2 separate regions of the Mus musculus genome follow, and region 2 is linked to region 1. The links are chromatin loops, found by intact Hi-C in ENCODE. Cell type or tissue: heart. All regions are shown on one strand. Links, peaks and the distances in the headings refer to the core of each region. The heading gives the core; the rest is flanking DNA.

Evidence for each region. A loop is a pair of places that touch in the nucleus more often than their neighbours do. Peaks named below come from ENCODE experiments on the same cell type or tissue, not always from the same donor. Only the 100,000 strongest peaks of a DNase experiment are listed, where the experiment ranks them.
Region 2: it touches region 1 in a loop (2.7-fold over the local background); 3 of 42 quality-filtered maps call a loop at or near these places.

Annotation. Positions count from the first base shown.
Region 1 is chr2:67,627,311-67,630,218 of GRCm38, forward strand. The region is part of intron 1 of B3galt1 (UDP-Gal:betaGlcNAc beta 1,3-galactosyltransferase, polypeptide 1); the gene reads left to right. Among named protein-coding and RNA genes, the nearest start is that of Mir7224, 47 kb to the right of the region's middle. RefSeq lists an enhancer at 1-1,730. In heart, for the core only: no CTCF peak of the experiment used is centred there; a DNase peak (open chromatin) is centred at 1,231; H3K27ac peaks cover 1,648 bases.
Region 2 is chr2:67,563,976-67,566,883 of GRCm38, forward strand. B3galt1 (UDP-Gal:betaGlcNAc beta 1,3-galactosyltransferase, polypeptide 1) reads left to right here and starts at 1,714. Exons shown (of 6, transcript NM_001379327.1): 1 at 1,714-2,059. In heart, for the core only: a CTCF peak has its summit at 1,260; a DNase peak (open chromatin) is centred at 1,676; H3K4me3 peaks cover 1,822 bases; H3K27ac peaks cover 1,215 bases.

The DNA of each region.
Region 1 (2,908 bases), core at 244-2,743:
ATTGCTGTAATAAGGGGATTTTATGCCCATTTACTGTTCACTTAGTCTCAAGCATTAAGTTCTGGAAAAACCCATTTGGTGCAATTGATTACAGCAGCACTTCAACATATGGTCCCCAGACCTACAGCATCAGTGTCATCTTCAAACATAGAAACTCAGTTCCTGAGCCTCACTCCAATCTACTGAATCAAAAACTAGATGAAAGCAGGAATCAACTCCCATCACGATTTTCAGAGGATTCTGCAGAGCAGAACTGCCGCTCTGAATAATTGAAGACATCGCTGATGTCAGGGAATGGGACCAGTTGTCCAGCCAGAAAGCAAGAAGCTTCTCAAATGAATCATCTTCCCTTAATGATACAGATAAAAGTTCTTCTGAAGGAAATGGCAAAAGCAAACAATGCACAATTGTTTGAGAACAAGAGATAAACAGAGCTGAGGGTGCAGTCTGGCACTTGCGTTAAGGCAGGTCTACCCAGGGGAACTTGCCATCCATGAACAAGACCCCAAAGGGGAAATGGAAGTGAAAACCCACAGCCTTCTTTATCAGAGAATCTCACTGCTTGGCATGCCTGCTGACTGTTCACCTACCTCCTTCCTCTCAACGTGCTGACAGCCCTCACCAAGCAACATTTATTCCTGCATGCTCATTGGCCTCCGGTTTCTCTTTTCATTTTAAAACCTTCTTTGTCCCAAATCAAAGTTTTGGAATCTAAGAAAGTTACTGGAGCAGATTTTTTAAAAAAATACTTATTCCACAGTTCAAAGAACTGTAGTGTTTTATAAATCCTCTGAAGGGAGGAAGCTATTGTTTGTTTGTTTGTCTGTTTTTTTTTCTATTTTTGACACTGAAAAAAATCCTTGGAAACTGTTGTGTGTAATTTAAAAATCATGCTTACTCCTTTACTGAAAGCTATGCCGCACCCCAGCTTAGCTCCAAAATTATGCTCCCGCCAGCCCCAGCAAAGCCTCCTGGCTAGCTTTGCCATCCCTCCATCAACCACCCTGCCTTCTTTCTTTCTCCCGTCCACCTTAGCTCCATGGAAGAAAAACATTAGACAGCTTTATAAATTTAGAACTTGCCAGATAACACAAATGTTGGGTGAAGAATTTCCTGCTCTAACCTTATCAGCTGGTCTATTTCTGGCATCCTCTGGATGCAGAGGCTGCCATTTCTGGCAGTTCCTGGCAGTACCTCCTATTCCAATGCCTGTCTGAAACCGCTCTCCTTCCCTGTGTCCCTCCTCTTCCTCCTGGAAGTCCCCTTTTTTTCCCTTCGCCCAGCAACTGGCTTCCACCTTCTTTAGTGACCAAACCAATTAGGGAACCAAATTTTAGTATCAGCTCCTCCCCCTACAGGAAACTGCATGTCTGAGGAAGATGCATAAAACCTGAATAGGATATAAGTACATTAGGTCTAGGCGCACTCCCCGTTGCCCTGTGCTTCCTGCATCCACATTTATATTGCTTTGTTCTTTCCTCACATTTACTTCTTGGCCCTCTTCAATGTCATCACTGTCCTCACGTCATCATGTGCCATTGATTCTGTCCCTTTCTAACCTTCTGTCCATACTAAGAGAATTTCCTGGGTCTCAAGCACGGATTCCTTTTCGTTCATTATTTCACTGGCTTACACACATGTTCAATTCTTAAGTCTTTGGATGTATGTAATCACTAGTCTTTTGTGTGCATTGCTCTGTCTCTTCCTACTGTGATCCTCCCCTTTCCGATTAGTTTTTCTTGGCTGCCTTTTGATCTCACTTTTCTGAGAACTTTCTATTTCTCTCTTTTTATTTCTCACTTTTTAGATTTTTTTCTGCCACTTTTTTTCAAGAAAGTACTTAATGCTCTGAGCAAAATGTCCTCTGTGTGTGGATGTCTCAATGGACAGTTCTTATAGCAAGATGATAAAGCCCCAAAGATGGCATCATTCTCCATTACTTCTGCCTCTAAAATATATCACATTATTAGGTCCTCCTATTCATCTCACTTTCATCCATCCTTTTCTTCCACAGAGATTTATTTCAGTCTTCCTTACACACCTACACCTAAATTCACAGTTGGACAGCAACTGTACTTTCCATGAGCATCACTGTTGATATGATCTCATCTATTTATACTTGTTATATTATTTCTCCAGATTGCAAAACATATATACTTTTACATTAGTTGTAATGGAAAATATAAAGAAATTTTCCTATAACCCATTATAATTCTGTGTATATTAAGTATTGGTTCAATACGTGACCTAAAAGTTCCTATGCTGAGTAATAATAGTTCATTAGTAACCGATTTTGTTTGGATTTTAAAAATCAAAAATATAACAGCAACAAAATTATATGCTGCAGAAATCTGCACTTTTGATGGGCAAGATCCTATACCTGGTTTATGATATTAGTGAATGAATGACAGCTTTGGTAACCATTTGGGATTACTTATGAGAGACATGTCCAGAATGACATAATCACCTAGCTTATGACAGAATGACAGAATGACAGAATGAACTAGAACCTAAGAAGGAAGTAGAGACTTGAATTTAGCATCTCTATGCACTGCTTTTTATAAATCATGAAGTAAGTCTCAAAAACACGCATGGAATGGGAGGAGTTCAGAAGTAATTATGTACGTTCTTCCCTGTCAAGATAATTATCTTGAAAACTTGCTCAAAAACCAATGTTGGGTAGCTTCATTTGTTGTCAGTGATTTGTGAAGAACTTATTCCACTGTGATGATGTTGGAGCTATTGGCTCTCCCATGTATTTCTAGTTGTTCTAGCCATTGCAGCCATAATGATCTTTTCCTTATTCTACCCTACCTTACAAGGTTTCAAGCAGGAAATAGACATCACATCACTTTCCCAAGGGAGCTCTTACTTATATCAGAAATATAAATATATAATATCTAGAGAT
Region 2 (2,908 bases), core at 281-2,780, 63 kb before region 1:
TATATATATATATATATATATTTTAAACGAGAAGCCATGTCAAGACCGTCATATTAAAAAGAAACCAAAGGAATAGGGTCTACATGTCAGCTTTTAACTGTAAAGAAATGGGATTACTGTCAGCACAGCCAGTTTGGAAAGGGATGGCCTAGCAAGATGGGTCAACTGGCTGAAGAGGAGGAAGGCACAGAAAACAGCAAAGGTCTGAATATTCTCTATACTGAAAACGTGGTAATAGTAGGCAAGTCTGTTGCGTAGTGAGCATCTTCTTTTTCTAAATGGTAACAAGTCCAAGAAGTTTGTGCATGGCTTGTTCTGGAAATCAAATAATAATTCTCACTCTGTCTGTCTGTCTGTCTGTCTGTCTGTCTGTCTCTCTCTCTCTCTCTCTCTCTCTCTCTCTCCCTCTTTCTTCTCTCTTATTTTTCTCCCTTCCCTCCCTCTCTCCCTCCCTCTCTTCCTTTCTAAAAAGGTAAATGAAGAAAAGAGTGGTGTTGATTGCAAAAACAATCGAGCCCCTTAATAACTAGCAACATGAATAACAGCATAGAAATAAAAAGAAAGGATCATACCGAGTAACAAAGTCATTTTTATCAGAAAATGATGTAGCTATGATTTTTTTCTTTTAAAAACACTCACAAAAAGCATTGTGAGGTGACTTTTACTGTCTCCATTGGAGAACAAGGGTCATTTGGAGACTGTCCCTTTCTTCTACAAGCCTTTGTGTAAACAGTTTTAATTTTGTTTTCCTTGTTTCTAGAAATTAAGTGCGGAAGCTTTTAAGTAGTCCTCTGGGCTGTTTTGATGGCGATTTTGGCATAACTGCACTGGAAAATTAAAATACTCTACAAGGAAAGATTATTAGTGTTTGAGGGAAAGATTAGGACAGGCAAGAAAGGTTTCTGTTTCCGTTTCCTATCAAACATTGTCACTTAATGTTCAGTCACATTCGCACACGAACTCTTAAAGCAAAACCTCTTGGATCAGTTAGGCTTGATGCTCTCCATATGAGTAAATAAAACCAACGTGCAAGGGCTAGGTAATTAACTAGCCTGCTCACACAGTCACTGTTTGGTTTCCTTTGGTTTTGTTTGGTTATTTTCCCGTAGTGGTTGTTCTGCGGGGTTGACGTTTCTATGGAGAGCAAACATGAAAGGTCCACTCTGCAAGGAACTTTGAAAAACGTTCCTCAATGTATCTCCTTCCTTGGACATCTCCAGGCTGATCACTAGTGGAGGTACCACTTTTCAGCTGCCAAACCTAGAAGGACGGGGGCGCTGTCTGGTGACTTTGCTTGCTTCCTTCAAGGCGGCGACCACCTCCAGGGATTCGCTCTCCAGTAGCGCCGCTTCTACTCGGGTCCCAAGACCTCTGCATAGTGATGCCAGGACACTGAACCTCCGTGCCAAGGCTCTGGGGACAGTTACCCGGGAGTGTCGGGTCATGCCAAGATGCTCTTCGAGGGTAGACAAAAAGCGCCCGGGGTCCACATTTGTGGGCCGGGCTTCTTCCCTGTGTCTTGGGCTTGGGCTTCGGGGCCCAAGTCCCCCACCCGTCGCCCCAGCCCTGCCTCCCCCTCCATCCCACACCCCAGCAGCATCCTCTCCCGGAAACAAGCCTGCTGAGCAAAGGCGGAGGCAAACCTTGGGCCTTCCGCTCTGATTGGTCTCCCCCCGCCGCGCGGGGCGAGGCGGCGATTGGCTGCCGGGCGTTGTCAGTCGCCGAGGCCAGAACCGTCGCCGGGGAAGCGCAACCCGGCTCCGGTGCTCCGGCTGCCGCCGCGGCTGCTCGGCTGGTGCAGCTGAGCGAGCCCGCGCGGGCGCCGCTGCCGCCTCCGCCGCCGTCCACCGCGCGCTGCCAGCACCGCGGGGCTTGCAGGAGGCCGCCGGGAGGGGCGGGCGCGCGAGCTGAGCACGAGGAGGCGGAGGCGGGGGAGAAGTGATGCTGGCGCCAGGGATCCGGGCAGCGGCAGCGGAGAATAAGCATCTTCGGGACCCCGGCTGCAGCGTCCCTGTGGCCCGCGGGCCAGCAGAACGGCCAGAGACGGCGCGTCCCGCGGGTAAGGTGCGGCTCTCCAGACCGCCTTGTAATCTTGGGGTGCTTACAAGCTCCTAGTGGCCGGAGCATCCGGACAAGGATGTTTGGGACCTAGACAGCGAGTTCTGCTGCCTGGCCAGGCTGATGCTCGCGCCGGTGCGGCTTCAGCTCCTGCCTTCTGGCTTAGGCAGTGACAGACTTTGACAGCGCGTGGATGGCATTGTGTGTGAGAGAGTGTGGGTATGAGTGTGCGCGCGCACACGCACGAGGTTTGGGGCACTTTGAAAGGAGAGGAGTAGGTCCCCTTTATGTAGACTGATGTCCTTCAAGGATCCGGGCTGGAATGAACAGGATGTTTTGAGCGCGCTGGGACGGAGAACTCGGTGCATTGAAAAGTCTCCTCTGGCATAGAAGGAGCCGGGCAAATTGAACTTTATTGCCTTAATGAAAAGGAGCCCTTGGGTCTAGCGCGCTGGGGGAGAAGCGCATTCACCGAGGCTCCCCAAAGTCTCACTTTACGCCAGGGACTTTGGAGCAGAAAGTAATGGTTGATCAGCCTTGCTGAAGCAAAGAGAAGTTGATAAGGGGCGAGGGCCAGAGGCTAGGCTTGGGGACTGGCCACTTATAGGTGGCAGAAACCCCGCGTGGGAGGCTCAGTTCACTTTTCAGGAGCGCAGATTTGGGGTGAAATGAATTCCACTCCAGAGGACTACGCCTTTGAGCTAAGGTGGTCGCAACTGGACAAATGGGCAGAGGTGGAGTGGTGCTAGTGCGGACATTGGAGGAATGTCCTGGAGCAGGCACTTCCTCCCTCGCAGCCCTGACAGGTGTGTCATCGTGTTTGGGACTGGTGTGTCCTGGGACAGATACT